Linked DNA regions of Homo sapiens: all the other regions are linked to region 1. A link is a loop called in an ENCODE intact Hi-C map of the cell type or tissue named here. Cell type or tissue: mammary epithelial cell. All regions are shown on one strand. Each heading gives the region's core, and the rest is flanking DNA. Links, peaks and the distances in the headings are about the cores only.

The links. Hi-C counts contacts between places; a loop is a spot of excess contacts. Peaks named below come from ENCODE experiments on the same cell type or tissue, not always from the same donor. Only the 100,000 strongest peaks of a DNase experiment are listed, where the experiment ranks them.
Region 2: a loop joins it to region 1, with 13 times the contacts of the local background. A loop is called at or near these places in 10 of 110 quality-filtered maps.
Region 3: it touches region 1 in a loop (7-fold over the local background); 4 of 110 quality-filtered maps call a loop at or near these places.

Annotation. Positions count from the first base shown.
Region 1 is chr6:39,371,468-39,382,421 of GRCh38, forward strand. The region is part of intron 16 of KIF6 (kinesin family member 6); the gene reads right to left. All of the region lies in intron 3 of LOC107986594 (a long non-coding RNA gene), which reads left to right. Among named protein-coding and RNA genes, the nearest start is that of KCNK16, 54 kb to the left of the region's middle. In mammary epithelial cell, for the core only: a CTCF peak has its summit at 6,181 (motif pointing right); no DNase peak of the experiment used is centred there.
Region 2 is chr6:40,323,391-40,334,344 of GRCh38, forward strand. No RefSeq gene overlaps it. Among named protein-coding and RNA genes, the nearest start is that of LINC00951, 27 kb to the right of the region's middle. RefSeq lists enhancers at 6,297-6,935, 6,936-7,574. In mammary epithelial cell, for the core only: a CTCF peak has its summit at 5,457 (motif pointing right); a DNase peak (open chromatin) is centred at 5,451; H3K27me3 peaks cover 244 bases.
Region 3 is chr6:39,859,583-39,870,536 of GRCh38, forward strand. DAAM2 (dishevelled associated activator of morphogenesis 2) reads left to right here. Exons shown (of 25, transcript NM_001201427.2): 3 at 1,346-1,435; 4 at 4,851-4,925; 5 at 5,398-5,492; 6 at 7,928-8,261; 7 at 9,241-9,351; 8 at 10,758-10,861. Among named protein-coding and RNA genes, the nearest start is that of DAAM2-AS1, 32 kb to the right of the region's middle. RefSeq lists an enhancer at 4,915-5,414. In mammary epithelial cell, for the core only: CTCF peaks have their summits at 5,915 (motif pointing right) and 8,201 (motif pointing right); no DNase peak of the experiment used is centred there.

The sequences.
Region 1 (10,954 bases), core at 1,311-9,310:
GGGGTCACAAGCTGGACACATGGCTTGACTGAAGGTCACAGCTCGTATCAGATGGCCAGGGCCTTTCTGCACAGCCCTGACAGTCTTTAAATTCTAGTAACTTTTCCCTGTCTTGTCCAGGCCTAGGGACAGCAATGCTTCCTGCCTTGCTGCAGTGACTATCTCTGGGGTGCTCTCCCTTGCAGTTTCCCTACACTCTGCTTATGCCTCTGTAGATAGGTCTTTATCCAATTCTCTTCACAACGTCTCATCTGAGTGCTGACATCTGCTTCTTGTTAGGACCCTGACCCATATAGATTCAAATTGGGTAAGGAACCGCCCAATAAGGCACATTCCCTCAAGTTAAGGGACCTGCTGGTGAGGGATCTCCAGAGACCCATGAAACCACCCCAAATTAGGAAGAGTCTGCTTTGAATATCTACCAGGCCCAGAGAGTCCAAGGCCACATTACAGCAGAACCATTCAAGTGAGATTTTACCAATGGCCCTTCCTCCCTTCCTTCTTTCCTCTAATCCCTTCTTGAGGAAATCGAGCCTTAGCAGGCTAAGGAAGGGAGGGAGTTAGAAAGAGAGATGACTATTTCCCTCTCCTCCTCACAGTTGGCCTGAGTTGGGGTAAGGGAGAGAAGTCTTATCTCTTGATGAAATTGGAATTATTAAGATTGCAATTACTATATAAAATGACCACTCTTTTTGGTTTGTAATTAACAATGAATGACCAATTCAGTTATGGGGTTGATCAATTTCCATCCAGGGGCAGAGGAAGAACTTTCCCTCCTATGAAGATGGGAAGAGACGGTGGGAGAACAACAAAAAAGTAACCTTCAGGGCACTTCCCTGTATCACTCATGTCAGGCACACCACCAACAGCTATTAAGTCCCTACCAAAAATTACAATGCGCCTGGAGAAGAAAATAAGTGGTAAATTTTCTGTTTTCACCTTTAAGTAAAATGATCCTGACATAAATGGTAGTAAGGAGAATTAAGATTAATCAGAATTGAATTGGGATTCACTTTTTACTACCACTTCTATCACAATGATTCCACTAAAACAGTAATTTTTATTTGATCTATGAAGCCTTGGAATCTAATCCTTCATAGAGTTCTGGGAATTATTATAAACCATTGCAAACACAAAAAGTTCAGAGAATGAGATAAATAACACCCATGTACTGACTATATTTTGAAATATCTAAATAGTTTGCTGCAGTTTCATTTTTTAATTTTAAATAGAATATTACGGAATTGGTAGAAGCATCCTTCACAATTCACTCTACCCTTTCTCCTGGGCAGGCTCCTGGCTCTTTACAACAGCTCCCTAATTATTTCTCAAATAGATATCAGGATTTTCAAAATACCACTTAAAGCTTTCTGTTGGTTATTTGCACCCATCATTTGTATTTCAGCACAGCCAACCTTGGTTTCCTGTTGGTTGTTCTTTCCCAAACTAATCATCACCTTCTCTGGGGAGATGGGAAAGTCTTACCCAACTCCATTACACATGCAACAGAACTGTTCCTAGGAAACACCGAGGCCTTTCTTGGTCCGAGATTTGCCGAGCACAGATGGCGATTTTCATCATGTGTAAAGGAAAAAGAGGACAGATAGAGGGGCCAGCCATAATACATTCTAGTCTAGCAGATGAGATGCAGAGGCTAGAATTTTGTCTTCTATATGTTTGGTCAAATGCCTAATTTGCTCAAAGCAGCAGCCATGATTTCTGCACAGTTGCATGATGAAAAAAATGGCTCTGGCAACTGGTAACAAGATCATCTGGGTTCAGCGCTTAAAGGAATAGACAGCCCCTTCTTGGATGTGATTGCGTTTTTTTGCAAGAAAGAGTAATCAATGGTGTCTGTGAGTAAATATGGCTAGAGCAGTGTAGTGACTGTGTCTTGTGGAGGCCTTCAATGCTGCTGGTGGCCCAGAGCCATGGTCAGCTCTGTGGCAAGGAGTCTGAAATTGTCTCTGTTTGCTGATGACTTGAGTTTATATATAGAAAACCCTAAAGACTCAACCAAAAAACTTTTGGTTGATAAGTGAGTTCAGTAAAGTTACAGGATACCAAATCAGCATATAAAAGCCAGTAGCATTTCTATATACTAACAACAAACTATCCGAAAGAGAAATTAAAAAAAAATTCCATTAATGATAGTAACAACAACAAAAAACCCAAAGAACAAACAAACAAAAATTGGGTGTAAATTTAACTAAGGAGGTATAATTGAAAACTATAAAACACTGATGAAAGAAATGGAAAAAAACCACAGATAAATGGAAAGATATATTGTATTCATGGATTTGAAGAATTAATATTGTTAAAATATTCATACTACCCAAAGCAATATATAGATTCAATGCAATCCTTATGAAAACTCCAATGTTATTTTTTTACAGAAATAGAAAAAAAATCCTAACGTTCATCTGGAACCACAAAAGACCTTCAATAGTCAAAGTAATCTTGAGCAAAAGGAACAGAGCTGGAGGCATTACACTCTCTGTTTTTAAAATTTACTACAAAGCTATAGTAATCAAAACAGCAGGGCACTGTGATAAACAGACACATTGACCAATGCAACAGGAGAGAAAGCCCAGAAATAAACCTACATATTTATGGCCAGTTGATTTTTGACCAAGGTGCCAAGATCATACATGGGGAAACAACAGTTTCTTCAATAAAAGGTGTTGGGAAAACTGGATATCCACATGCTCAAGAATAAAATTGGATCCCTATCTCAAACCATAAAGAAAAATTACCTCAAAATAGATGAAAGACTTAAATATAAGATCTGAAACTGTAAAACTACCAGAAAAAAACATAAGGGGAATAGTTCAACAACATTAATCTAGGCAATGATTTTCTGGCTGTGACCCTGAAAGCACAGACAACAAAACAAACTTGCACAAATTGGATTATATCAGACTAAAACGCTTTTGCACAGCAAAGGAAACAATCAACAGACTAAAGAGATAACCCAGAGTGGAAAAAAATATTGGCAAACCATACATCTGATAAAGGGTTTATATTCAAAATATATAATGGACTCAAGCAACTCAACAGCAAGAAAACACATAACCCTATTAAAAAAATGGGCAAAGGACCTGAACGGAGATTTCTCTAATGAAGACAAACAAATGGCCAACAGGTTCATAAGAAAATGCTCAACATCCCTAATCATTAGGGAAATGCAAATTAAAATCACAATAAGATAGCACCTCACACCTGTTAAAATGGCTATAAGAAAGATGAAAGATAAGTGTTGGTGAGGATGTGGAGAAAAGAGAACCCTTGTACACTGTTGGTGGAAATGTAAATTGGTACAGTTGTCATAGAAAGCAGTATGGAGGTTGTTCAAAATACTAAAATAGAACCACCATGTGATCCAGCAACCTTGCTTCTGGGTATACATCTGAAGGAACTGAAATCAGTATGTTGAAGAGATATCTGCATTTCCATGTTCATTGTAGCATTGTTCACAATAGCCACGACATTGAATCAACCCATCAACAGATGAATGGATAAATAAAATGTGGTATATATACACAATGGAATACTATTAACCCTTAAACGAGAAGGAAATTCTGTCATTTCCAATAACATGAATGAAACTGGAGGACATTATGCTAAGTTAAATAAGCCAGGCACAGAAAGACAAATAGTGCATGATCTCACTTATGTGAGAATCTGAAATAGTTGAACTCATAGAAATAGAGGCTAGAATGGTGGTTACCAGGGGTGGGAGGTCAGGAGAGGGAGATGTTGGTCAAAGGGTACAAAGTTTCAATTAGATAGGAGGAATGTTTTTGAGATCTATTGCACAGCAGTGTGAACACAAGGAGTAATAATGGACATTTCAAAATTGCTGGGAGTAAATTTCAAATGTCTCACCACAAAAAAAATCATGGGTGAGGCAATGAATATGTTAATTAGCTTGATTTAAACATTCTACATTGTATACACATATCACAACATCACAATGTACCCCCAAAATATATACAATTATGGCTTTTCAATTAGAAATAATATTAAGAGAAGCAAACAAAAATACCAAAAATGGTTGAGTAATGAATGGCAAATTTCCTCTCTCTGCTTGAGCTGGGACATCGATCTCCTGCCCTTGGACGTTGGCACTCTGGCACTCAGGCCTTTGGACTCAGACTGGGACTTACTTTTTTGGCTGCCCTGGTTCCCAGGCCTGCAGGATTGGACTAGAACTACAGCTAGACTTTCCTGGGCCCGCAGCTTGCAGATGGCAGATCATAGGATTTCTCAGCCTCCACACTGAGTGAGCCAATTCCTTCCAAAAAATCTCTCTCCATATATCAATATATTTCCTATTGGTTCTGCTTATCTGGACAACCCTGACCAATACACAGGGTGAATGCTCTTTTTGCTAAACCACAGTTGCTATTGCAGGCTGGCACCAGGGCTGACATAGAGTCTTCCTCTGCCCTCCAGAATGGTTGGTGCAGGAGCCTTAAACCACTCAATGGGTCTGAACCCTTGGCAGTTGGGAACTGGCAGGGAAATGGTGTGCAGGCTCCTCCTCACTCCCAGCCTCTCCCTTGAGCATGGAAATTCGGCTAAGGACCTCATGTCACTGAGGATGGCCCTATATTCACAAGCAACTGTGGATTAGAATTAAGTGGTGAGACACACTGTTGATGGTTTTACAGAGTTACCTGAATTCTTTTGGAACCAACTGAGATGTTATCTCAGCCTTAGAGGGCAGCTGCATCCTTTATATCCTGCCTTATTTCAAGGAGTCAACAATTTTATTTCTGAGAGGGTGAAAACATCTGTAATCCATCCAAGCTCTCCCATGTCTCCGCACCAAGGTTGCGAGTGTTTTCTGCATGTCTGAAGGAAGCCTGCCTTCACAGAGGTAATACTGTGACACTTGAGGGCTGTGGAGTGCTAGAGATTCATCTGTTCATTCAACAAGCAGTCAGTGAAGGCCAGCTAAGCCTCAGGAACTGTGCCCGGCACTGGGCTATCATCTGGTCCAACCACGTCATTTTACAGATGTAGAAACCTGAGCGCAGAGCCCCTCAGCTGCTGGCACATCTTTAAGGCAAAAATGTGATGCCTAAGTTTCACTCATTCATTCAATAAACACTTATGGAGGACCTACTGCGTGACAGTCACTGTGCTTGGTGTTGGGGAAAGAAAGACAATCTGTCCAGTGTGGGAGACACAGACTAATCATCACTGTCTAGTGTGACTAGCTGCATCACAGAGGGATATGCAGAGTTCTGTGTGAGCCCAGAGGGAGCTGAGATAGCTCTGGGGAGGGGAAGTTTGGACTATCTGACTTTGGAAATGTTTTAAACAGAGCCATGATATTGGAAGAAAGAAGATATATTAAAAGCTGCAGAACTCTTTCTTCAAATACAAGCTTAATGGAAAGAAAAAAAAAGATCTGAAGTTGTTTTGGTTGAATTTGAGTGGGCGAGAATCCCAAAGCTGCGCTGTTTGCACAGTGGCTGTCCTCACCCTTGCCTCGTGGTCCTGAAGGGGCTGTGGAGACCATCTAGGCTGCACAGAGCACATTTTGCAGACCACTGGGCTAGAGGATGCTGGAAGATCCCCTTCCGTTGTTTTCTCTTTTTCTTTTTTATTTTTTTAAATTTGCTGTCTCCCAGGCTGTAGTGCAGTGGCTCACAGCAGTCTTGACTTCAAGGAATCTTCCCGCCTTAGCCTCCCAAGTAGCTAGGACTACAGGTATGTGCTGCTGTACCTGGCTAATTTTTTAATCTTTTCTAGAAATGAGGTCTCGCTATGCTGCCCAGGCTGGTCTCCAACTGCTGGCCTCAAGCGATTCTCCTACCTTGGCCTCCCAAAGTGCTGAGATTACAGGTATGAGCCACTGTGCCTGCCCTGCCGTCCCCCATCCCCCCCCAACCCCGGTTTCAGTTCAGTCTCAATCAGTGGCTCCTCTCCATATCCTTGGATTCCCAGTTTCACACACTGGATCATGCTAGGTGCTCAGTGAAATCTGGGGAATAAATGGTTGACAGTCTGGCCTTTTGCTTTCTCTTAAATTTGTTGTCCCTAGGTGCAGAACTGCAAAAAGCATTTCAAAACTCAGTCTTTACCAATTTTACATCAAATGGGAGAAAGTGGCATCAACAGCCGAGGCCTGTCTTTGAAGAACAACAGGGATGCCACAAGAGGTCACTGCAGGAATGCTGGTTGGGGGAAAAGAGCCCTCTCAGAGGACTAAACTAGAACAACGCAGTGAAACAGGGAGCCAGCAGCTTCAGAGCCTCTCTCCAACCCGTAAGGCCCTTGCAGGGGACTCAGAGCTGCCTCTGCCTGATTTCCCGGGTCAGGTAGTGAAACACCAGCCAGTGGCAATCCCAGGGCTCCACGTGGCATCACAGTCGAATGGCTTGTTCTTGGGGGCTGCTTTTGTTCAAGGAGATCTTTGTTCCTGGGGCAGTGAGAAGAGGGAGGAGGGAGGTGGAAAGAGGGGTAGTGCCCAAGAGGTAGTATTCGTGGGGGAATCTCAGCCATCCTTTGGAACTTGTTGATCTTAAGTTTAAGATATTTTCTTTTTTTAATTAATACTATCAGTATAACTATCTTCTATAACAGTATATGAAACATGCTCGCTGTCGAGGAAATGGGATGTTCCAGTAAGCTCTGTTTTCACAGAAGTTGGGTCAAGGGGTAAACGCAGAGAAGCGTAAATGCAGAGAAACCCCCATCCCGCACACAAACACACAAACCACACACACATATAACATGTACAACATATCCATACCACCAACACACCACACACACACACAAACCCACAAACCACACACACATACACACCACACACACAAGCACAAAACACACATACAACACATACAACATATCCAACATACCACATACACACATACCACGTGCCACATATACATACAATACATACAACATACCCACACTGCACACATACCACATATACACATGCATACAACATATATCCATACCACATACACACACACCACATGCCGCATATACACAGCACACACGTACATACACAACAGACACACGCATACACACACCCCAACTAACCCAAACTATTTCCCACTCTTCTCTGTGGTTCAGAATCCTGCCCATTCCTCAAGACTCAGCCCAGGCCTGTGGTCTTGGTGACAACCCCCCAGGGCCACTCCTTCTGGTAAGAACGGGAAGTTCTCATGGCCTGTCCCTCTCACCTGACACATTTCACATGCTGCTTGGTAGTGTGATGTATCTTTTAAATTTTAACCACAGGCACCTGTTAAGGGTTTTGATTGTGAACTGAACAAGATCCAGCCCTGATCAAATATTGCTTAGAAGAGATATTTGAGAGAGAGGCCACAGCCCACGTTCCTGGGGCTGGATTCTTCCAGTTTTAGTCCTGCTCTGTGTGGCCATCAGAAAGCTGAGTACCCGGATCCTATTATCTTGGCCGCTCACATAAACGCTTTCAGTGAGCTATGCTTTAATGTCAGGCCTCTAGCTTTTATAGAGGGTCGATACAAGAATCATCTGGTTGAATAACATTTCGGTATCTTTTGTAAAACTGCAGTTGAAGACATCGTTCACTGTGTCACTCAGTGTCCTTTATACAAGGATCCGCACGATAAATTCTGGCTTGTATTTAGTTCCAGGAAGAAATTCTATTTTCTGCAGATAAATTAGTTAGTATGCTTCCTGCTGTCAGAAAATGAAAACTATGTAACTCTGGGTGCCTCTTTTTTGCTTAGCAGCTAGACAAGAGAGAGCCAAATTTATTGCCTGTGTGTTGTAATTTGCTCAGCTGTGGAGTCCAAAAGCACTTATGCCTTCTACTTCTTTTAAATGGGCTTATTTTATTTTATGCTCAAATGTCTCATTGTGCTTTTGCAAAATGTGTGAGTCTGGAAGTCACCTGGGGAAGCATTCATCTGGCCATTGACTTGGCCTATTTATTGCTTGTGCTGGCTGCTAGGGATTCGAAGATGAATTTGACTGCACCCACCTTTCCTGGAGCTTACATTTTAGCATGGAGAATATATATGGAAATAAATAATTACAAAATAGGGTTGGTGCTTTAACAGAGACCCATGAGGCGGAGGCAAAAGCAGATTTTGGGAGAAGGGGTCAGGGAAGGCTTCACAGAGGAGGTCAATGTTGAATTGGTTTTGTGGCTACAGTGGGAAGAGGACAGTGAATGGAAGAATGTAGGTAGCTGAATCTGATACTTAAAAAAAGGAGTTGTCTTTTTATGCACATGTCAACTCATCCTGGTTAGATTGGAAACTCTTTGAGGGCAGGCACTGGATACAGCCCTCTGTGGATTCCATGATGCCTGGCAAAGTGCTAAGGGCAGTGCAGCGTGATGGCTGGAACACTGCTGTGGACCCAGGCTACTGGCCTTGCATCCACAGCGGAGCAAAGTTAGGCAGGTTTCCTTAACCCCTTTGGGCCTTAAATGTAAAGTGAGGATAATAGTAACATCTACGTCATTGGGTTGTGAGCATTAAAGAAAGAAACACATGTAGAGAACTTAGTAACATGCCTGGCACATGGTAAAGTACTCAAGAAACATTTGCTGATTAGTCTCATCTGCATTATCAACAATACTAAATCATTTGGGGTCGATAGTACAGTAAAGTGGTAAAAACACACACAACTGAATTCAGCAAAGCACTCTCAGCTCAGCTAGCTGAATCTAGTTAAGTTAGTATCATTTCCAACTGACGCCTAATTTAAAAATAACATTGTTCTATTGTTTCCTGAAATAGTGTGTGGGAGTCAGCCCTCCTATAAGCCCTGATGATGTTCTTAGAGATGGTTATTGATGTTTGTCTTAAAAGACACCCCCAGCTCTGACTGTCACATCTAGGGAGCTCACAAGGTACAATGCTTCTTCAGCCTCCTTTTTGTCTTCATTAGTTCTCCTGTCCACTAAGTTTTAAAAGGACCAGGGTTCGGTAGATGTTTATGTTTCCTGATGTATCTTGGGTGAGTTGTAAATGAAGAAAGAACCATAGTCTTGACTTTCAGCCAGGAAAGAGAGTAGGAATCCTTATAAAAGCACATGCACAGTCACGCGTGTGTGCACATGCACGCGCACACACACACACGCACACACCCGGCCATGAAAGGGCCATCCATATGCCATTGGTGTGGTGGCAAATGTTTAACAGCCACTCTTTGGAAAAAAAAAAAAGCCACATTTATAATACTTGCCAATTTCCTTGGTGTAAATATTTCCAGCATGGCTGATTTGAAGCCACCAGTATGATCTCGCTAAATGTGGATTTGGGAAGAGAGGCACCGCAGCACCTCGTCACACAGTGTTCCCACCACACAGATACAGTGGATACAGATCACTTCAAAAGCACAGATAATAACACAATGTAGTAAATTAACTAGGAAGTGGTGAATTTTGAGTATTTGTTACCTTTGTTTCTTAATATAACATTTAATTGTAAACTTATCTAATTTAATTTTAATAACATCTTTGTTTAAAAACGGCTCCCCACATTCCTGGAGTACTAACAGTTTATGCTTTTATGGACTGAGCCAGCTCAGCACACCACTGGGAATGGCTTATCATCATCCATGAATGATTTCTTCCAAATGGTGCCTCTCACATTACCACTAAATCTTTGTTCCTTTGGGATATGGGATTGCCTTTATAGAAATTTCCCTGGGCACACATCTACTTACACATCCAGAGACATATTCTTATGCAAAACATATAAGAAAAACTCTCCTGATCCAACTTGCTCATCACCCTTCCCCACGACAAACCCAAACCGATCACACCCACACTTTCATGAAACCATAGGAACATGTAGGCAAAAGAAAGAAACAATAACAGAGGAAATACTGAGAATGGAGAGTGAGAGAAAGTGAAAAGAAGCAGACAAAGGGAACAGAATGAAAAGGGTGATGGTAGTAGAAGATACACAAAAAAGACAGAAATGAAAGGGGGCGTACCACTGAGTCACTTCTTTACTCTTAGATCTGAAGCCTGAATTACAAAACATCAGGGAATCCAAATACACCGAGTAGGCTGCCTTTACTCTTACCGGAGCCCTCTGTCCTAGCCTTCAGCCCAACTGCTGGGCTGAAGGGCGAGAGTTAAGGTTCTATAAGCAATCTGTCTTGAGAGGTTTCTCTCAATGAGGAGAATTCCCATCTGAAATGCGGCCACCTGGGACACACAAGCTCTGGCAGTTCCAAATCTCCATCAGACAACCTCCTAAGGAGCTTGGACGGCAACATGGCATTTAATCTCAGAATGGCAGCTGGGAGATGTTGACACTTCTTCTCTAATTGGGATAGTATGCTTTTAAAATAAATAGGTATTTCAAATGCTCTTAATTAGACTTCCAGCCAAAGTGCTTTCTGTTTGAAGTTTGCTGATTACTTCAGGCAAAGCTAGGCGCTACTGAACCTAACACCTGCTGTAATTCAGAAGACTCCCAGAGAGATGAGCAGAGGAATTAAGGCACAAGCCTGTGATTGAAAACATACAGCAGTTTTCCAAAGGCCCAGGAAGTGTCTGCCCCAGCTGGAAGGACCATCCCTGGGAGGGGTGGGGACTGGGCAGCAGAGAGGATGGAAGATCTCTTGCCCACAAAGTCATGGAAATGGCTTCCCAGACCGAAGATGAAAATTGCCCCTAGAGTTGAGTGGTATTTTTCACATCATTGTTTGTTTATTTTTAAATTTCCATTTTTAAATTTTAGATTCAGAGGTACATGTGCAGGTTTATTACAAGGGTATATTGCATGATGCTGAGGTTTGGGCTTGTATTGATCTCGTCACGAAGGTAGTGAACCTAGTAACCAATAGGAAGTTTCTCAGCCCTTGCCCACTTCCCTTCCTACCTCCTTTTGGAGTCTCTGGTGTTTGTTGTTTCCATCTTTATGTCTGTGTGAACTCAAGATTTAGCTCCCACTTACAAGTGAGAACATGCGGTATA
Region 2 (10,954 bases), core at 1,206-9,205, 950 kb after region 1:
TAAATAGCATTACTGCCAGGTGCTGCTGAAAGAGCTTTAAATATACAGACTTATTTAGTACTTACAACAGCCACATGAGGTGAGGACTATGTCTTATCCCTGTTCCTTATATGAGGAAGCTGAGGCCCAGAGACGCTAGTTAGCTTACCCAAGGCCAGGTGTCTCATTTGCAGTAGAGTTGACATTCACCCCTCAACAGGCTAGTTCTGGGAGTTGTGATCTTGACCCCTGGTGGAGCTGTACCACCTAGAAGTTGAGGTTCAGCAAAAGATGGAATCCTATTTATTTACACCTAACCCACTTTGCTCTAAAGAGGATTCGAGGGGACTGCTATCTGATTTAGTTATCCAAAGCTTATATTGCCTAGAAATGTTACCTTTAATTAAAAAAAAGCCATCAAAGCAGACATGATCAGTGGCCTCTGAGATTTTCTGTTCCTATTGTTTTTTCACCAATATACTGGCAAGCATGCAGCAGCAGGTGCCAAAAGGAGAGAAAAATTTATAGGGGGAGGACTTTAAATACAGAACATTCTATTCATTAACTTGATTTCTTTTGTGCACTGAAAAAAAGAGCTGCATGATTCAATTTTAGTGGAGGAAACCCTTGACCTTGCTCTGGGAACCCCTGAGTTCCCTAGCGGCAGAGCTTAGAGCGTCTGGCCTGGGGAATATTTTGTAATCATCTGAGGTGCTCAGCCCCCATCCAGCCTAAGGAGTGAATTTCTGCAGGGACTGGGAGGGGTGGTGTCTGGCATTGCTATGTTTAAACAAATCACCTCTGGTGATTGTAATGCACAGTCAGGGTTGAGAGCCACTGAGAAGATCCCTTACAATTTTAAAGTTTTGATCCTCACTCTAAGATCTCAGTTTTCTAATATTTTATGATTGTATCCCTCTCCCCCAGCCCAGAGTCCCGGCCCTGACTTTCCAATGGAAGTTGCTGGGGTGGTTTGGAATTTAATCACCTCCTTGGAAGCAGAGCCCAGCTCCCCAGGGGGCTGCTTGTTCACCCTGTGTGAGGCCAGCAGGTTTATTTACGGTTTCTGATTTTATTTATTGCCCCACCTCAGAGCTGCTCTTCTGCATACAGAGAACTCAGGCTGTCTGCTGCCTGTGCTGCTGGGGCCGCCATAAGCTGGGCTTGGATGGATGTGCAGCTTTAGTCCACCGAGTTGGCTGAGAAGCTGGTCGCCTTCCTGGGGGTGATTTTTGTGATGCAGCGAAGCCCTACCTGTTCCAAAACATCTCCCCCAAAGCTTCCCCAGCACAGGGGTTATGAATGGATGAGGCAACACAGGCCTTGCCTGCGGGAAGTTCTAGAAAAATTCTGTTCTCACTTGGAGGGCTCAACTCTGCCTATCTTACCATTTGCCTTGGGACCCACCCAGGAGGGCAGCAGCTAGATCTTGCCCTGATGCATGTTTATTGCCCTCCATGGCCAAGGGCCGATGTGGAGGACACAGCCCTTTGGAAGGTGAGTGCAGGTGGTGGAGATCACAAAGGCTGGGTAGGAAGGAGACCACCGATGGTATCTGATTTCTGTTTTTCATATTCTCTGCCTCAGTTAGCATCCACTCTCTCTCCTCTTGTTCCTTCCCTCTCCCCCACCAGGGTCTTGCCATGTAGATGGTACAGCAGTCAGGGTCTAAACAGGAAAACAGAAATCAAGTTAATGGCAGGACATGACAGAAGGAAGGTAATGCAGTGACCTGGTTATAGGTGTTGGAGGGGCCAAGAGCCAAGTGGGACAGTGAAGAAACTTCAAAATCAGCAACCTCAAGAAGCTCCTGCCAGCTCGAGGGCTGGTGGCAGGGGAGTGGTGTTGACAGTGCCTGGGAGCCAGGGCCACCCATGAGAGCTGGAACCATGCCAGCCTACAGGTCAGGAGCTGAGGCCACTGCCAGAGGAGCCTCCCCAGAAAGGAGAGCAGGAAAGACACCTGCAGCTTCTCCCCCAAACCCTAAACTCCCCCAAGGGAAACAGAACCCAACAGGCATAGAGTCTGGAGTTGCAGAGGAGGGTGGGTGGTTGTATGTTTCGAGGAAGGGCCTTGAGGACAAACAGGCAGGAGACCAATACCAGGGAATTTCCAGACCACTGTGTACTGAGATTGTGAAGCAACTTCTTCAGGATCCCGCAGCCTGGTTAGGGACCTGGTTGGGGACCTGGTTTGGGACCTGGCTAGGGATGCAGCCAAGGATTTTACCCTGACTGCCCATCCTGGGTAGGATCTCTCTGGCTTTCTGTCCCAGCCCTCCTCTGTAGGACCAAGAGCTGCTTTGCAGACAGGTGGCTGAGGAAAAAGGTGTGGTCCCTGGCTGCTGGAATCAGTCAGTGTGAAGCGAGGGAGGGGTTGTGGGTAACAGCGCCTCTGCTTCCTCTCCACCTCTTTCACCCTGTTCCCACATTTCTTTTCATCTTCTTCACCTTCTGGGAACCCCTCCTACCATGTTCTTAAACCTATATCTTGGAGGTAATGGCCACTCCCGACCTTTTCTCTCTGGGATCCAGCCACTTGAGTTGCTATGGCAGAGACAATGCTCTGTGTTCACCTCCCCATTTCCTCTGTCTGAGCACGTGGCAAGGTTATATCTCCCAGCCTCCCTTGAGGTGAAGTTAACCCATCCATGTGACCCGTTCTGGCCAATGGGCTGTGGGCAGTGGATCCCCTCTGGTCCAAGGCACTTAAAACCAGGTGTGAGTTCTCCAAGTTCTCCTTTTCCTGCTACAGTAAGCTGAAGCCCACTCATGTTGACATGACATCAGTGGACAGAAGGGATCCTCAAGGAGAGGACAGCTGCCTTGGAGAATCAGACATCCTACACTGGACTTTACATGTGCAAAAAGTAAATTTTTATTGTATTAAGATACCAAGATTCAGAGGTTAATTTTAAAAACACACAAACAACAACAACAACAATAAAAACACATCATAGCCTGGTATTACCAAAACACAGTTGCTATATGCTATAATGATTTCTCCCAGAAACAGAGTGAGACCCCTCTTATATTCTTCCACAGGCCCCTGAGTGGCCCTTGTCCAGTTTAAGGCTGCAATCTCCATGGAGGCATCCCCAAGCCTGGCACAGTAGCTGGCACAAAAGAAAAACTGAGTAAATAGTTGTTGACTAAATGAACAAGTGAGTGAACTAATGAATAACCCAGGACCAGCTAAGAACATCTTAGAATGAGATCATGGTTTATCCTGGAGCACCAGAAGGAAAACACCCAGTCCAAGAGGGCGGAAATAGAATTCAGGGAAACCTTGACAGATTAGAAAAATGATCCATTCAGGATGGGTGAAATACAAGGCAAGGCTTGTAGAAATTCAACACAAGCCTCATCAATCCAGGGGGAGGTGAGGAGAAACCCAACGGGACCCAGGATCATAGGGGACTGGGAGTCTAATAACATCCTTAGGGAAGGACCAGCCTCTTCCATGCTGGGACAGGACCCAGGAAGGAGGAATCGGCACATGCCAGGCAGGGTGTGATCATCCCACTGCACTTGGCCTTCTCCCGGCATCTAATTTTAGCTGTCACATTTAAGAAGGATTTGGAAGCTCTGGAGCACAGCCAGAGCCAATAGGAGAAATGATGAAAGGTTGAAAAAAATAGAACCTGTAGGAAAAGTCCAGGAGAGGTGGGAGTTAAATGGGTCTGGGAGAGGCAGCTGTATGCAAATGAGCAGCTCTTTAGTTTGAGGAGGGTGGGGAAGCCAGAACTGGGGGACATTGATTTATACAGCAGCAAGAAAGGTTTAAGTTAGACTCCAGGAAGTGAAACTTGATGAAGGCTTCTGGTGAACTAAGTACTTCCCTTGGCTGCCCCCCTGCTCAGGAGGCCCTGGTAGACCCCTCCCTTGTCCCACAAGGGGCCAGGCATGAGGATGACTGGAAATGTGAAGTCCTAGAGGGCTGTAAAGGCAGGAACTATCTGATACTGTCCCTGGGTCATATGACAAGCAAGGAAAGAGTGTGAGCAGGGTCTGTCTGCTCTGGTTTCTGGGCCTGATGCAGGGGCTGGAGCAGATGACTTCTGTGGGTGGGGATTCCTCACATGGCATGAGGAAACAGTGATGTTTCAGGAATTGGATACTTTTCACATTTCCTCTAGGTTATCTCCCATATGGCTATATCCCTAGGAAATGTCTCACATCAGTTAAGGCAGTTGATGCATTCTAACTATGACCCTGGGATCAGCTTTAGGAAAGGGGTCGCCAAGGATTGACGGAGCCTAATGCATCCCAGGATGTCAGAACTAAAAGGATTGTGGCAGATTATCCAATCCAACCTCCCAACCCTTTGCAAGTGAAGACACTGAGCTCTGGGGAGCTTTCAGAAATTAGAACATCAGTGGTGAAATCAGCAGCATACCCAGGTCCCTGGATGTCTGACCCAGTGTTCCTCCAACCAGCTCATGTTTGACTCTCAAAGTGAGAGCCACGAGGCCAGGGAAGAGGTCAGGATGAACACAGAAGGATAGAGGCCTGGAAAGGGGTGATGGGGCCAGAAATGGGGAAGGGGCAGGAAGGAAAAGAGAAAAGAAAGCTTTCCCTCTCTTGGGCTGGGTGGTGAGAGGAGCCAGGCAAGATTTTCTGTTGTTTTAGAGAGAGCTAAGGGTAGAGGGCTGGTGTGGGAGGCAGGGCTGCTGAGGGGGGCCTCTCATGGGGGGCTCCTTTGGGGTCAGCACTTTCCTAGCTGGCTGGCTTCATCCACCCACCTTCCCTAGATTTCCCCACTTCCTACATTCTCACCTGCCCCTTCCGCCAGTTAATCTCTGAAACCACAGGAAGAGTGGGGTTCTGGGGGCAGATAGAGGAGGTACTGTGAACGGGGTGTGATGTCCTAGAGATGTCACCTGGAAACAGATGTGTATACCCCAGAGGATGCCTGAGCCCCCTCCAGGTCCCTCACCAACATCTCAAAGCACAAAATGGTATCCAGTGTGCTGAAGACCTACTCACGGTAAGGGCTGGAGCAGAGAGGAGGATCAAGAGGCTTCCAAGTATGCGTTCCCTGCCGGAGAAAGCCGGTCTGGTTTCCCTCGCTGGAGGGCCTCTCGATTCTCAGGCTTCCATCAATGTGTGAGCAGGAGCCTTGCACCAATGTCCCTCTCCCAGGTCACACACCTCTAGGACCTCTGCGTCCATCCTCCTGCCTAAGCATTTCCCTGACGCACCTCCAAGTGGCGTCCTCCTCTCCACAAGGGAGCAGTCTCTGGGCTTCCTCCAACTTTTCTCATGCTTTTAAGCTAAGCCACAGCCCCTCACTGGGATCTATGGAAGAAGGACCACTCCTAGCTGTGCTGGGGAAACTGCCAATGCAGTGATCTCCCCACTCCTCTACTTGTTCCTAGAGACCCTCCTCTATCTTATCTAGCTCACCGGCCCACCTGTCCTCTCCTCCCTTTCTTCCGTAAGGATGCTGCAGCCACCCCTGCACCTGGCCGCAAGAGGGCACCATGCCCTCACTGCCACCCCAGCTCTCCAGCCCACTCCTACCTCTGCCTTCCTTATAGTCCTGCCAGATCGCACTTGGCAGAAAGGAGCCAACTAGGAAATCCCAGGATAATCTAAGAGGTTTATGTCAAAAGGTTTACAAGGGAAAAGGTAGGTAAAAATAAGTGCCTGGCACTCTGCCAGCTGCTGGGGATTCAAAGGTGAATAAGACCCCTACCTGCCCACTTCTTAGTCTCAAAGAGGAGACAGGTAATTACTGTGCAGTAGGTGAGCCCAGGAGGGTAGAGAAATGCAGCCTGCTGATGTAACAGCCAAGAGGGGCTCCCTGCCCCCAACTTCACCAGGGGCTCAGGGAAGATTCCTAGAGGATTCCTGAAAGGTGAGTAGGAAGCAGCAGGTGAGGGAGACAAGGGCAAATCAGGAGGCAGGAACAGCAAGCCCGGGAGTGGGATCAGCATGAGCAGAGGTTGGGAGGCATGAAAGATTTAGAGTGGAACATAGGGTAAGTTGACTTTGTCATATTCCAGGCACCAGGTTCTGTTCCTCTCCTTTCCTGGTCTGAGGAATGCCCAACTGTGGGAGCTTTCAGTGCTACCCTAAGAAGCCTAGCAGAGTTCCCAGGCCCTCCTGCAGCCCTGCCCTCCTCCTTTTCTCTGGGGAGGAGCGGAGTGTCCGGGCTTGGGCGAAGGTGCTATCACTCAGTCCTCATGGTGTTCCCTGGATGGTGACCTCCTGATTCAGGTTGTTATTATTCCCATTTTGCTGATGAGAAACCAGGGGCTCAGGAAGATGGAGGAACCTGCGCAGGACTGCGTGGCAGAGCTAAGCCCCTCAGCCAGGGCTTCTGCCCCCAGCCCCTGTGGCCTGTGCTGCTTAGAAGGGACCGTATGGAAATCCCTCTCTCCCCATGTGGTCCAGAAGGCTGACACTAGCCATTTGAAGCAGATTTTTTTTTAATGGAGGCTTTCCAATTACAAAAGTAATAAATACTCATTATTTTAAAAATCAAACAATATAGAAATTCACAATATTCACAATATTGAAAGTAAAAGTATCTTATAATCCCACCTCTCTCTCCCCAAGGTAACTACTCTTAACAGTTTGATATGTATTTTTCTAGACTTTCCCATGGGTTTGCAAATATGATTGTACATTTTTAAAAAATGAAATTATGCTTTGCTGCAATTTGCTTTCTTCAACTTAACAGTCAGTCTTGAACTGTTCACATGCATGCATACTGATCTATAAAGTGGGGCTTCTTGTGATTCCCACTTATTGCTGAGGAAGCCAGGCTTCCTCAGGGAAGGTAAGCTTCCCCAACCACACAGCTCAGGAGGGACAGACTTACCAGCCCAGCCTGTCAAGATCTGGGGCAGCCAGTGGGGAGCTACACCCACCCACTCACTGCTTTTTCTCCCAGCAGCCTTCTCACTGTCCTCAGCTGCTAGGAATTTTTAGGAATGGATTTCTGTGTCATTTCTAATAGATCAGGAATATCCTAGCAAGACAGATTGTCAGAGCCTGTTGGGTGGTAAATCCAGGCTCATCCCTCTTGTATGCAGATCATTCCTTTTCCCCAGGAAGGAAGCTCTGGGTAGCAGCTCCCTGGGGGTGGGAGGTGGGGGCGGAATGAAGCAGCACAGGGCCGCTGACCCACCAGCCTCCTGAAATAGCCAAATATCCGGGCTGGTGAAGGCAAGTGCCACGAAATTCAGCCAGTAGCATCCCTTCACCTCTTGATCCTCAATGTGTGGTCTCAGGAGTAGCAGCCCTGGCATCCCTGGGGAGCTGGTTAGAAATGCAAAATCTCAGCCCACAGGCCAGACCCACTGAATCAGAATCAGCATTTTAACAAGATCCCTGGGGGAGTCCTATGCATAGTAAAGTATGAGTAGCTGGGGTTAGGCAGTATTCTGGTTCCTATAAAGCCAGCCCATGGCTTCTTTCCAGAAGTTTAGTTGATGAATTTGGTATTAGAAACTTAATAAGAGCTAGCAGTTACATGTAAGTTTCTATGTGCCAAGCAACATTGCAAGTGTCTTACTTATATGAACTCATTTAATCCTTACAAGGATGCTATGAGTTGAGGTATTATGATTATCCTGCTTTTACAGATGAAGAAACTGAGGTGCAGAAAATTTGCTTAATTTGCCTGAGGTCACATGCTAACCAGAGGGTGATCTGGGGCTTAAACTCAGGTCCTCCAGGATCTTAACCACCACAGCACACTGCCCTGCAAGTAGATGCACCCATCTGGCATGGAGCAGTTTTGACAGGTATCTCCAAGGTGGCATTTCTAAGTAGAGCTTGCCAACACATCTTGCTTTTCTCCCCCACCGTCTTCCCCCTTCCTAAAGACTGGTCACCTTGGAGAAGCTGCCAGAGCTCAACAGGAACCTCGCCACTGCTTTTGTGGTGATGCCAAGGCCAAGAAGTAATAGCAGCTTATTATATCTGCAAAACCCTTTATCATCTATTATGTCTCTTTATTCTCCAAGAACCAAGTGAGATGAGGCAGGTGTTACTATCCCCACCGGAAGAACAGGAAAGGAGCCTAGAGACACCCGGTGACTTAATCAAGGTCATGCAGAATGGAGGCTAGTAGCCAGGCCTCCTGACTTCTGGAGCATGTTCCTTTCATCTCTCTAGGATGCCCTCTTTTCTGGAAGACTCTATAGCAGTCCTCTCCACCCTGAAGGCAGCCAGCATCTCCTCTCAGTGCTTCTGCAGCTCTGCAGGGGAAACTGGGTCCCTGATGAAGCTTCAGCCTCTCTCCCAGGCTGCCTCCTGCCTGAAGCAATTATAAATCACGGCATTTTCCTTTCATTCAGACCTGATGTTTAATTCATCGCTATTCTGGCTGCTTTAATGCAGAGAACATTTATTCAGTGGAATAGCTTTGTTTTGCTTCCAAAGCTTTATTCTCCTGTTTAGAATACCATTGCTATTGCAGAGGGGGCTTCCTATTAGCCAGTTCAGAGACCCTCCCCCTCCTGCTCCCCAAGAGTGGCCCAGCCCTGCCATCTATGTGGACCCACCCCCGGGCTGAGAGTGAGCTTCACCTCCTGAGAAGGAGGAGTCCAGGCTTTTCTGTCCTTGGTCTAAGCACCTGACAATTTCAATTTGCTCACCACCTGCCTTTCTCCCAGCCACGTGCCTGGTGTGATGAGCTGCCTGGCTCCTAGATAGGGCTGCTACTGCCCAGGACACAAGAAGTTGGAAGGGCCTGGAGTGGGGTGGGGGTAGCACAGCTGTCGTACTTCCTTCTTGGAGCTCCTGCCTTGTGGCATTGACCACATCTTCAACTTCTTGCAGTCTAGATAAGTCTAGAACCTTGGACTCCAATCCCTGAATGCTGCACCACCTCCTGACGATAAACCTCCTGGGTGATCATTTCCATTGTCCTGGATCTCAGACTGCTAAGTGTCTACAAAATACCCATTCCTCCTCTATTTTGTATCAACAAAACCCTCAACTGAGCACCAGGCTTGAAACCCAGTTTACATATAAAACTACATTACCCAGCCTCTCTTGTAGCTAGGTGTGTTCATATGACTAGGTTCTAGCCACTGACAGCTAAGTGGAAGTGTTGTGTGAGACTTCTGTGAAGCCTTCCTAAACAAGAGAAGGCACAACTTTCTTAATTTATTTTCTGTTACTTATTAGCTGAAATGTAGATTTAAAGACTGGAACTCTAGCAGCCATTTTGAACCATGAGGTGGAAGCCACATACTGGGTCTAGGAGAGGCACAAGACAGAAGAAGCCAGGTCCCTGACACCAAGGATTCATCTTTCTGAGTGGTTGGCTCATCTCTGAATTTCTTTTACAATAGAAATAAGCTTCTATCTTGTTTTAGCTACTTTTGTTGTGTGTCTTTCAGATATAGGTAGCCAAATTAGTTCCTAACTGATGAAGACACAGCCATTTACTGCTTTCTTGATCTCCATGATGGAAGCTGCTTGTTTGCCAAGCTCACTGCCTGAACCAGTTTCTGATACAAGATTTAAGAATGTAGCACCTAATAGAAATGAAGGACAGAAGAGCTGCAGAGGAGGGAAGTGCAGTCTAGGACACAGAGTGAAGAATGAGTGGACTTAATTCAACCTGCTTGCAGTACAGATGGGAAGACTGCGTTTTGGAAATAATTAGTCATTAGCCCATAGCCCCAGAGCTAATAAGTGGCAAATTCAGGATTCGATACCAGAATTTTTTTACTCCAACCACCACTCCATTACCACTTAGAGAGAGCTTGGGACAACATGAGGGAAGACGTGCCACATCTTCCAATCTTGCCATGGTCTGGCGCTCTCTGTGAGAATTGGAGCTTGTCCCCACAGAGCTCTGTTCCTTTCTCCTTCTCTTGTGAGGTGCATGTATTTATAAAGCAACAGACTTCTTATTATCATACAAAGCAGATGCAAGGGAAGGAATCAGCTCTTTGTGGGGCAAAGCTACCTAGTAAGAGGTGAGCTTCCTCTACCCCATCTCAGGCTGCAGGAGGGTGGCTTCCATTTTTCCATACCCTGCTTCCCACCCTGTAGGGAGAGAGCAATGGTTAAGCTCAGGCTTTGAAACCAGGCTGCTCCGGATTGAATCCTAACCCCATCACTGATGGACTCTGTGGCCTTGCCCCCCCATGCCTCAGTTTCCTCACCGATAAAAGAGGTGATAATTATACCCACCTTATAGGGTTGCTGCGAAGATTGAAATAATAAGGGCATGGGGTGTTAGCTATTACTATTTTCCAGAATTACTATCTTCTAGATCGAGATCCCCTTGCAGTAGATGGTTGACATTTTAAAGTTTTGCTTGTTTTTCATGTTATAATATGGTCATAAGTTCCTTGATAGCAGGGAGCATATTAGTCTTTGTTCCTCAATACTTAAGACTGGTACCTAGCACATAGTAGATACCCAATAAGAACGTGCTGAATAGAGCCAGACAGAGCTGAATTCTTTCCTCTTCTGAGGAGCATCTTCCATTCTCTCTCCCATCTCCCTCTCTCCCTTCTTCCCTCTCTTTGTCTGACACTCTCTCTGTCTGTCTTTCCCTCCACCACCTCTCTCTCTAATTATTATACTCCCTCTTACTCTTTCTTTCAACCATTTTCCCCACTCTCTTCGGGGCTTCACACTGACATGTGCGCCCCTTTCCCTGGCTGCCCCATCTCCAGAGCACGCTCCTATTCTGCTCCAAATTTGCCTCCAGGCTCAGTCCTCCTGGGAGGCCTCCCATGGCTCAGCTTTGAGGACACTGAAGCATCAGGGCTGGATGGGAGCTTCACTACCTGTTCTATTCCAGTCTGCTCACTTTTCAGATGAAGATGCCAAGGTCCAAAGTACCAAGAAGGCTGCTTCACGGTCATGTGGCCAACTTGTCCCAGAGCTAGGATTAGAACCTGGGCTTTCCCACTCTTGGCCCAATGCTCTTTACATTACGGCATTCACAGAGGCAGTGGCAGAAACATAGTAGGAGACCACTGAATGCTTGT
Region 3 (10,954 bases), core at 1,994-9,993, 490 kb after region 1:
ACTGTAACTGTAAAATGCACACCAGATTTTGAAGACTTAGTGTGAAAAAAGGAATGTAAAATATCTCATTATTAATTTTCTACATGATTTTATGTTTAAATGATTATATTTTAGATTTACTGGTTTAAAATATACTATGAAAATTGACTTCACCTATTTCTTTTAAATTTTTTAATGTGACTAGAAAAAATTGAAAATATATGTCGCCCATGTTATCTTTCTATTAGGCAGTTCTGATCTAGGTGAGAGAATAAAGTCTTAATATTCTCCCTTGAATAAAAGTATAGGGAAAAGATTACAGATATCAAAATTTAAGACTATTATACTTCCTTAGATATTGTTTTCACTGTTTATTGTATTTGAAAATATAAAGAGTCATAATATTATGCTTTGTTATGCTTAATTTATGCTTAATGCAAGTTTTGCTTTTGATTTTAAAAAAAGCACACTATGGTCTCCATGGCCCATTAACTAGTCCTTTGATTAGCCCTGGCATTGCTCATGAATGACAGGAGAGGCAGCTTCAAAAATAGAGCTTTTCAGGGGCCGTCTAGCACAGCAAAACCTTCAAATTCACCCTAAAATACCTATGGAGTTACCCCAAATATGACCTCATAAAGTTCCAGTTAGCTCCTTGGAAAGTTTGGACTAGCCTGATGGAGCCCCGTGCCTTCTCTTGCTGGTCCTGCAGTGGGAGGGGCTGCCTCCAGCAGGCACTACCTCCCTCGGAAGCAGATCAATGCCTCCCGGGGCATGGCTCGCCCATCCTACTCTGAGCAGCCCCTTGTCCTCACCAGCTCTCTCCAGCCTGTGCTAGGGCCTATGCTGAGTGTGGGGGAGCCAGAGAATGTCTAGGGCAGAGATTCGAAGGGCAGGTAGATGTGAAGGATGGGGCAAGAATCTGAGAGAGGCAGAACGAGATCTGCAGACAATTCCCTTCTTTGTTAGGCTTTGTATTATGGTGTCCACAAGCTTAAGAATGACAAGGGATGGAAGACAAGAGACCCCAGGGCGAGAGGATCAGGAGCTAGCAAAGCAATGCAGGCGATGGGCAGGGAACAGGGTGACCTGAAGCAGGAGGGTGGATTTGCAGAGACAAGGCTGGGGGTGGACAGGAAGTAAAGGGAGTGCAATAGAAGTCACATAGGGTTGGTTGAGGCAAGGGGATGGGGCTGTATCTCTGATAGAAAAAGAAATGCCCTATCATATCTTTGATGCTCTTCGGGAGGAAGATAGTAGTAGCCTGAGGAACTGATTTGGGGGAATTGTAATTTCCTGCAGGGCTGACTATTCTAATCTCAACCATCCCTAGTGTCAGACGTATTTTTTCTTATTGTCTTTGCAGGATGAATTGGATCTCACTGACAAAAACCGAGAGGCTATGTTTGCACTGCCCCCTGAGAAGAAATGGCAGATCTACTGCAGCAAGAAGAAGGTGCCCTCTCTGACCCCTCTGGCCACATCTCAGGGTTCATGGCATGGGGTGGCTCTTGCTGCCTTGGCATGCTCATGCATTCACCTGATGTTTATTACATGCCAGCCCTGTTCTAGGTGTTGGAGGAACAACAGTGAATAAAATAGAAAAAGGAAATTCTGCTGTCCTGGAGCTTACACTCAAAGAAATAGGATTCTCTTTTTCAAAAACGCTTAAAGCAGGACCTGCTGCATCCCAGGACTGGGGCTTGCTGGGAGACAGACAAAGAAGCAGAGTCTGGACTCTCTCGTGCCTGCTCCCAGGCATGGAGGGTGGGCATCATGGACCATACCTGGAGCAGCTTTGCTATAAGAAATCAGTTTGGGGGGCAGGGATGTCCTCTTTTGGATCTTTAGTCTCCACTCTGTCCCAGGCTAGGGCTCACACATCTGTCCATGTTCTCCTCAGCATATCCTCCCTCTCTTCTTGCTCATTAAAAGATGCTGTTAGCCTCCTGCTATGGCCCTCCCTAGAAAGGGGTATGCTGAGCTCCAGTGGGGCTTAATTGGACTTGATCTCCTCCCTTCTGCTTTCCCAGCGGCTGTGCATTCTTCTCTCTGCTGTCTCCATCTCCGTGTTTCTTCAGCTTGCCTCTGTCTCTACGTCTCTCTCTTGCCCCCTTTCTATTTTAGTCTGTTTCTTTTGCTCCTGAATTTTCTTTTCATGGCCTACTTTCCTCCTCTCCCCTCCACCCTCCCAGTTTTCAGACTTGAGTCCCAAGTCTAAAACTTGTTATTCTGCCCTCCTACATTGCTTTGGTGTTTGGGGACCAGAGCCTGGCTATTCCCACGCCTGAGGCTTAGGCTCCCTCCCTCCTGGGAGGAGACAGGAAGGTCTGGGCGGAGTCTGAGCCATGTATCCTTTGTGCTCCTGTGCCCCCTCATAGCTCTTCTCTTACTCTTCCTGCTGAAGACTTTATCCCATTCCGAGGTCTCCACACTGAGCCAGACTGACCTTGTAACATTGGAGGATTCAAATATACACCATTTCAGAGTTGCAGGAACCTGGAAAACCACACAGTGTCGATGCAGTCTCATTCTTTATTCTACAAATGAGGCCAAGAAGGCCTAGAGAGGCAAAACTCACCCACAGCCCACCCAGTCCGTTATGGCAACTGGCTGCCCATTGCTAGAACCTGAGACTGCTGGGGAAAATAGTGCTAGAGGCTGAGGACCTGTGACAAGAGGCATGGGCTGCACACGCTATGAGCCATTGTCTAGTATACTCAATGCATGCTTATTAAGCACCTGCAGAATATAACACTCTGTGTTTATGCATCTCATTGTGAGAAAAGCAGGTCTTTAAAAAGCTCAAATCATGGAAAGAAGGAAGGAAGGAAAGAAATTTCAGGCGTAATTAATCATATCTCATGATTCTCCATTTTCCAAATTGATTTACTATGGAGTTCCCTTAAGTTGGTCTCTTCTACAGCTGCTAAAACAAACAAACAAACAAACAAAAAAATGGCCAGGCATGGTGGCTCATGCCTGTAATCCCAGCACTTTGGGAGGCCGAGGTGGGCAGATCATCTGAGGTTGGGAGTTCGAGACCAGCCTGACCAACATGGAGAAACCCCATCTCTACTAAAAAAATACAAAACTAGCCAGGTGTGGTGGCACATGCCTGTAATCCCAGCTACTCGGGAGGCTGAGGCAGGAAAATCACTTGAACCTGGGAGGTGGAGATTGTGGTTAGCCGAGATCATGCCATTGCACTCCAGCCTGGGCAACAAGAGCGAAACTCCATCTCAAAAAAAAAAAAAAAAAAAAAAAAAAAAAAAGATTTATTAAAATAGAAGGCATCTCTCACTGCCTTCCAAACCAAATTGTAATTTCCCCACACACTTTCACAACCTTCCACCTTCCCACATGGCACTTCCTCTGTCTATAACACCCTCCCCACCTGTCTTAGCTGTAATGCTCTTTAATAGCCCAGTGTTCTTAGACCACTCACGCCAACCCCCTACAAGCCTTCTGTGTTGGATGGATCACCCCCCAAGGTCTGCTATGGGTGGCTCTACCATAGAACATTTACCACCCTTTCTCTGGCACTGGACTGTTACATGGAAGGCAGAGACCATGACTCTTTACTCCGTACTTTCAGAGCTCAGCACAGTGATTGGCATCTAGTAGGTCCCCATTCAGTGCATATGGCATGGGTAAATGACGAGCCAGCAAGTTTAGGAAAGGATGTGTTTGCCGACACAATTGTTTTTGGTGCTGATTCCCCTCCCCAAGGCAGAAGGCAGAATGTTTGGCCTTCAGTCATGGAGAATTTAACATGTATAACCATGATTAAATTTAACATTTAACCATGTGAAGTCATAAAGACCCAAACAAAGCAGCTTTTCTACTGGTCTAAGATTTGTATTTTGTGAAACAAAATAGAAAACATTGAGTGGATGGAGCTGAGAGCTGCAGGGCCCGCTGGCAGCTGGCAGAGAGGTGTTTTGTCAGGGAGGGTCTGGAGGAAGTTAAGTTTTCATGCCGATTTGGAAGCAGGAGAGTGGAGAAAGCAGATGGGGAGGAGCCTCCAAAGTGACCTGGGGCACAGGAACAGGAATGAGCAGGATGGGTGTGAGGCCCAGAAGCAGATCCATTTGGCTGGAGAAGGCTGGATTTTCAGTCAACATTAATATTTCTTTAACTCCCATCATTCTTGCCCATACTTGGGGAAGAGTCGAGCCTGTCTCTTGAGGGCTGAGCACTGGGCCAGAGGTCCTCGGATCTGGGCTCTGCCTCCCCGCTGCACATCCCCCTCATTCAGGAGTTTGCCAGGAATTAAATCACAGGCCTAAGGGGGTCTCCTGAGTCTTTTCAAAGCCCAAAGCCTTGGAAATTTCTCTATTTTTCTAAAGTTACTATTTAGTGAGTGCCTACTATGTGCCAAGTGTTTTCTATTAGTGTTCTAGAAATACCTGAAAGACTTAAGTTTTTAAATTTCCAAACTGTCACAGACCAATACTTTTGTAAAATATGAGAATGAGATTATCAGAAAAAGTAAAAAGATGTATAAAAATAAACAGGAATCTGAATTAGATTCAACAGCCAGGAAATTATATTTCATTAAATACAAGCTGAGCAAACAGAACAAGAGAAAAGAATTTTTAAAAAATGGTGCACGTTGCTCACTGAAAGTACACACACCTGCATAGTTTCTGCCCGCGTCGTTGTCTGGCCATGAGAGTCAATGTTCATCATCTGTATTTCACCAAGGGAGAAATGGAAGCCTGGGGGAGAGTGTAATTTCCTCCAACCCACCCGACATGGGCAGAGCTGAGAAATGAATCCCTCTGCTGACACGGAATGAAGCTCAGGATCTCAGGCCACGGGCCTGTCTTGCCTGTTGGTCCATGCTGTCCTTTTTCTTGTTTCAGGAGCAGGAGGACCCCAACAAGCTGGCAACCAGCTGGCCTGACTATTACATCGACCGCATCAATTCCATGGCTGCGGTGAGTGGCTGCCCCTCTCCTGCCCTGCCCCCACCTGGAAAGGCTACGGCAGGGAGTGATTCCCCCAGCCCCCACCCCCCACACACCAAACTGCCTTTTACTGCTCCTCAGCGCCCCACTGCCCACTCACTGGAGTTCAGCAGCTTTCCAGTTATTCATGAAATTTTAAGGTAATCCACCCCTCCTCTGGGCAATCTCAGAGTCCCCCAACCATTTAAACATTTTAAAATCCATTTGGGCATCACACAAACTTGGGAAATAAACCGGGCCAGTACTTCTCTCCATTTCACAGATGAGGAAAGTGAAGTCCCAGCCCAGAACCTAGGTCTTCCCAGGGGCCGACACTCGGTCTCAGTAAACCATTCCCTGAGGCCTCACCCTTTCTGAGGCAAGCATGGCCCCTGGGTCACACCTGAGCTGTAGTGCAGAGGGTTGGGAGACAGGCAGCCCCTTTCTACCTGCTGGCCCTCAGATGCAGAGTCTGTACGCGTTTGATGAGGAGGAGACGGAGATGAGGAACCAAGTCGTGGAAGACCTGAAGACAGCCCTCCGGACACAGCCTATGAGGTAATTCAGTTTCCCCCTCTTGCTTCCTGCTGAGTCCCTTCACAGTTGGTCTCCTTGCCTTCCCGAAGCCCTGTGCAGTGCTCTGCTCCCATGCCGGTCCTCCTGGCCAACTCTGCCTCACCTGACTTCACTTCCCAGCCCCTACTCCTCTCCTGGGAGGCTGCCAGGGCTTGGGAGGAGGGGAGAGAAACCTGGGAAAGTGGGATAAACCTCAGGTCCTGAGGAGCTCTCTAAAGAGGAATCGAGGGCAAGTGCTTTTTAAAAATTTATTGATTTATTTTTGGTAAGGGGATAGAATAGGAGCGTGACCAAATGGACAAGGTACAAAAGAAAGAGCCTTGTGAGGATGAGGGGGCAGGGTGAGTGCCCCATCCAGGAAAAGAGGGACGCACGGGTAGAGAAGTACTCCAACCACTAGGGGGCGGTGTGGTGTCTCTGGATGGGATTTGCCATCTAGAATGGGAGCAACGCAGGCATGGAAAATGGGGTAGAAGTCCTGGAGCCATAGGAGGACACCTTTCCCTTCCCAGGCCACAACGTGTGGGGCCCAAAGTGGGGCTCCTTGTGTCTGGGTCTGCCCCGTGGTGTGCTGGAACTGGCTAGTAACAGCTGGCGAATGCTGAGTGTCAAATTTTCAGCAATTTTGTAAGCTGGTTGTTAAACGTAGCTATGATTAAAATTTCAATTGTATAAATTTAAGATTCAGTAAGTTATATCAAAACAAAGGTAATAAATACTTGAAACTCTTCATTCCCAAATTACCTAATTATTTTTCTACATTTTACTATAAGGTATACTTTTGAGTTTACATGCATTGTATGTGCATGGAAACACTATGAAATATGCATCTCTTCCCAACTCTGCATTCAATGACATCATATCTGTAGCTTGAAATTGGCTATGCTGGGAGCATTTACACCATGGAAATGAGCAAACAATCAGGAGCCACCCTTCACCCTTCCCCTGGCGAAAAGCTAGCCATCCATTGCATGGGGATGTGTATGTTGTCTGAGCTGAGCTCTCTCCCCAGGAGACTAGAAACAGCCTCAAGAAGAATGGGAGCATCCCAATTGTCTCTTGTCATTCTGGTAGTGGTGGGGCTCTGGAATGGGAAGGGGATAGAGGAAAGGATGAGGTAGTCAGGAAATAAAGGGGTTGAGAGGAAGTTGCCAGGTTTGTCTCCTACCCCAATTTATTGTAATTTCCCTTAATAATATTCTGCTAACAAAAGTTACATATTGTCATTGTGGAAATTTTATGGAATGCAGACAAGCATAAAATAGAAAAAAGTAAAAAAATAGCTATTGTTAACAACTTAGTTTGAGAGCACATTCTTTTATTTTCTAGGCGTATTTGTACAATAACATAAACACAAATACGCTTGGGATAAGTAATGTTATTTATAATAATTTTCTTAGATCATTAATTATTTTACTAAATCAAGGGTACCTGTGTGTGTGGGCATGCCATGGACATCCGGCGCCTAGGTGAAACTTATGGACTGCTTCGCAGAAATGATGTTTTAAATAATAGATAAAAAGATAGGCATAACAAATCAATGAAAATACAGCTACAAATAATAAAAATGAGATAGCAATGAATTCTGCTTCTTTACACCTTAAATAGCAAGAGCTAGCTGCGAGTCTTGATAACCATCATAATTTTGAAGTACTGAGGAGTGTAAATGGTATTTTGAGATACCTGGTACAACTGTAATTTGGTATGAAAATAGCTGTGATTTCTTGGGGTGACAAAGTCACAGATTATGCTAATACTACTGTCATTTATTGCTGACATTCATCATTGAGGAAAATACTAAATTTTAATTAGAAGTTACCAAAAATAAAAATGTAATTTTCTTTTCCCACCCAAGTCCTTGGATCTGTGAATGCTATCCATAGATTCTTCAGCAGAACACAGACTCCAAATTAAGAACCCCTGAACTAAATGGGTTTTAATGTTTTTTTGCTAACATTCAAGATAGATAACTCTGCTATTTTCTTTAGGATCCCTTGAAATGTAGCTTCCCTAGGCTTAACGCCATGACTTGATGATTCTGATGGCTTTCCTATCTGGAAGCCCTCTTTGTTATCCGACTGTAATTCTCTTAATCTCCATCCTCACTGGAGAGGAGTGTTCAGGTTTAACAGCTCTGATAATTATCATGATCATGTGAAGAGGACTTCACATTCATACCATTTTAGCTATGCAACTGACAATGATATGCAAATACAGAGTATTTAAAATGCAAATAAGACACAAGTCTTTTGTGAAGATGATAGGATTTCACTGCTTTAGATAAACTACGAATAAACCAAGTGGCTACTGTAGGTGGGACAAGGTGCATGGTGGTACACAGGTAAGGGGGTAACTATTTGCAAAGTGTACACAGAATCATATGCAAATATATGTTTGTTAATGGCTCTGATTTGTAGGTTTGTGACCCGCTTCATTGAGCTGGAGGGCTTGACCTGTCTGCTAAATTTCCTCCGGAGCATGGACCACGCCACCTGTGAGAGCCGCATCCACACCTCACTCATTGGCTGCATCAAAGCATTGATGAACAACTCCCAGGGGCGGGCACATGTGCTGGCACAGCCTGAGGCCATTAGTACCATAGCCCAGAGCCTACGCACAGAGAACAGCAAGACCAAGGTGGCTGTGCTGGAGATCCTGGGTGCTGTGTGCCTCGTGCCTGGTGGCCACAAGAAGGTGCTGCAGGCCATGCTGCACTACCAGGTGTATGCAGCAGAGCGAACCCGCTTCCAGGTGAGGGGCCAGGCTGGAGGTGGGATGCCAGCTGGGTGGGGCAGAGGATGTCACATGTGAGTGAGAGCCTGAAGATTCTTTGCAGCAGAAACTGGGGGAAAAGGAAAGTAATGTGGTCTGCATGCCTGCTCCTGGAAGGTAACAGGTGAAGAGTACTGGGACCTGGAAGGCTTGCATAAAAACACATGCAGGGCCTTAAGAGTTATGAGTTTGGCTGGGAAATGGACTTGTCTTCCTTATTAGTCAGTGGGTTCCTGGAAGCCGGAATATTGGCCTGCATTATTTTTGTGGCTCTGCATCTCCAACCTCAACACCTGGCTCATGATAGGGGCTCAGTCAAGAATTACTGAATTGAGTGCAATTGCTGAGATTGAGATTTTAGGTGCTATACTTGGGCCAGTACCTAATGTGGGACACTGGGACCATCCCTGGGAGCTTCAGCCATGCTATTCTCTTTTCTTTCCCTGACCTGCCCAGAGAAGTATCAGTGAGATGAACAGTAAATATGAAGTGTCTTAGCACAGTGCCTGGCACAGAGTAAGTCCATAGAGACATGAACTGATGTTACAAACCCCATGGTTTATTGCCAAAAACTGGGTCCTGACTCTGCAGAAGACGGAAAAGGGATAAAAGCAGTGTCCATACCATAAATGAGCTAGGCAGGGAATACATATGAGCTGTAAACAGCTGGAGCACGATGATAAAGCAGCACTGAAGCACTGCTCAACCATGTAGACCAAGCCCCAAAGGCTGAGTGGAGAGGAAGTGAGGCAGCACTGCCACTGAGGTGAGAGGCAAGGGAATTTTCCAGGCAGAGGTGAGGTTTGGGGCAGCCCAGAGTAAATTGGACAGACCTGATTGGGTGGAGAGAGCAGATGGGGCATTCTAGGTAGTGGAGGCGACAGGAGTAAAGATGCAAAGGCCACACCTGTTGGGAACTCAGCCCTCTCCTCCTGCTCTGTCCTGCATTTCCACCTAGACCCTGCTGAACGAGCTAGACCGAAGTCTGGGCCGGTACCGGGATGAAGTGAATCTGAAAACAGCCATCATGTCCTTCATCAATGCTGTCCTCAATGCTGGAGCTGGAGAGGTGGGGTGCCTTCTCCTTGCCCTTGCTGTTCCCTGACTTTCTGGACCTGGGGTAGAGTGTGTGAGTGTGTTGCTTCCCCAATAATTGTTTTTGCTATTAAACCTGGGAGGGCTCCTGGGGAGTTGCCTACATAGGTAGCATCATGCACGGTGGACAGACCCAGAGCTGAGCTGGCTGATGATGGCTCAGGGTGGCAGAGAATCATTGGTGGGAGGAGGGCGAGTTTGGGCCCTTGTTTATGGAGAGCTGTTTCTGGACTGTTTTCTCGTTGGCTGGTCATGTTCTTCTAGTGCCTTCTGTTAGGTGTGCCTTCTGGTTTCCCTTCCTTTGGGGTCAGAATGGGATTCTTGAAGTATAAAAATAGCAACAGGCTGGGCGTGGTGGCTCATGCCTGTAATCCCAGCACTTTGAGAGGCCTAGGTGGGTGGATTACCTGAGGTCAGGAGTTTGAGACCAGTCTGGTCAACAGGGTGAAGCCCCGTCTCCACTAAAAAAATATAAAAATTAGCCAAGTGTGGTGGTGGGCACCTGTAATCCCAGCTACTTGGGAGGCTGAGGCAGGAGAATCACTTGAACCTGGGAGGCGGAGGTTGCAGTGAGCCAAGATTGCACCATCATTGCACTCTAGCCTAGGGGACAAGAGCAAAACTCCATCTCAAAGAAACAACAAAAAAAGCAACAATAGAAGAACTTGAAGAGCAGGTGAACGTTCCAAATTCTAAGGCAATCAGATGCCCTGGTCAAGGTTAACTTGAAGGACAGAGGGGGCAAAGGGAGCAATTTAATGATCTTTACTTTCCCCTCTTTTCCGCCAGCATACTTTTTTTTTTTTTTTTTTTTTTTTTTTAAAAACAATTTATCTTTATGCCCTGGGTTAGGGAAGGCCGGTTGGGGGAATAATCTGCCCCTAAGATGCTAACATCACCTTTGTTGGTACCACCTTTTCATGGCTGGCATGTGCTCTGATTAGCTGGTAACCACACCTCATCAGGTAATTATAACAAGTGTCATCCCTGTAGATTAGTTATGCTATGATCATTTCACAAATGGGGAAACTAAAAGTTTTCCCAAGGTCACAAAACCAGATCCAAGATCTGTCTGATTCCAAAGCTTGTGCTCCATGTCACTCTACAACACTGCTCTTTGGTGCTGAAGGCTAGAACTGGCAAGGGGCTTGAAGGAAGTGGGGCAGGAGACCTAAAAGAAGCTGGGCAGTGGGTTTGCTTTAAACTAAGAAATAAGGTCTCCATTCTTTCTTGGAACTCTGGGATTGGAAGCAGCTCCAGGTGAGTTAGCTGTGGGAGATGTGTTGGGTCTGTGGCTAGGGTGGTGATGAGGGCTCCACTGGGGATGTTGTGGAAACTGAGATCTGCCAATGAGTCTGGCCCTCCCTTGGTGACCCCCAGGATAATCTGGAGTTCCGCCTACATCTACGGTATGAATTCCTGATGCTGGGTATACAGCCTGTGATTGACAAGCTCCGGCAACATGAAAATGCCATCCTGGACAAGTAAGTTCCAAGCACCCGTCTCCATTGCAAACCTGTGGGGACAGTGCCTCAGATGGGGATAGTTGGGACCTTTGTGAAGGCTGCCCTTCCCTC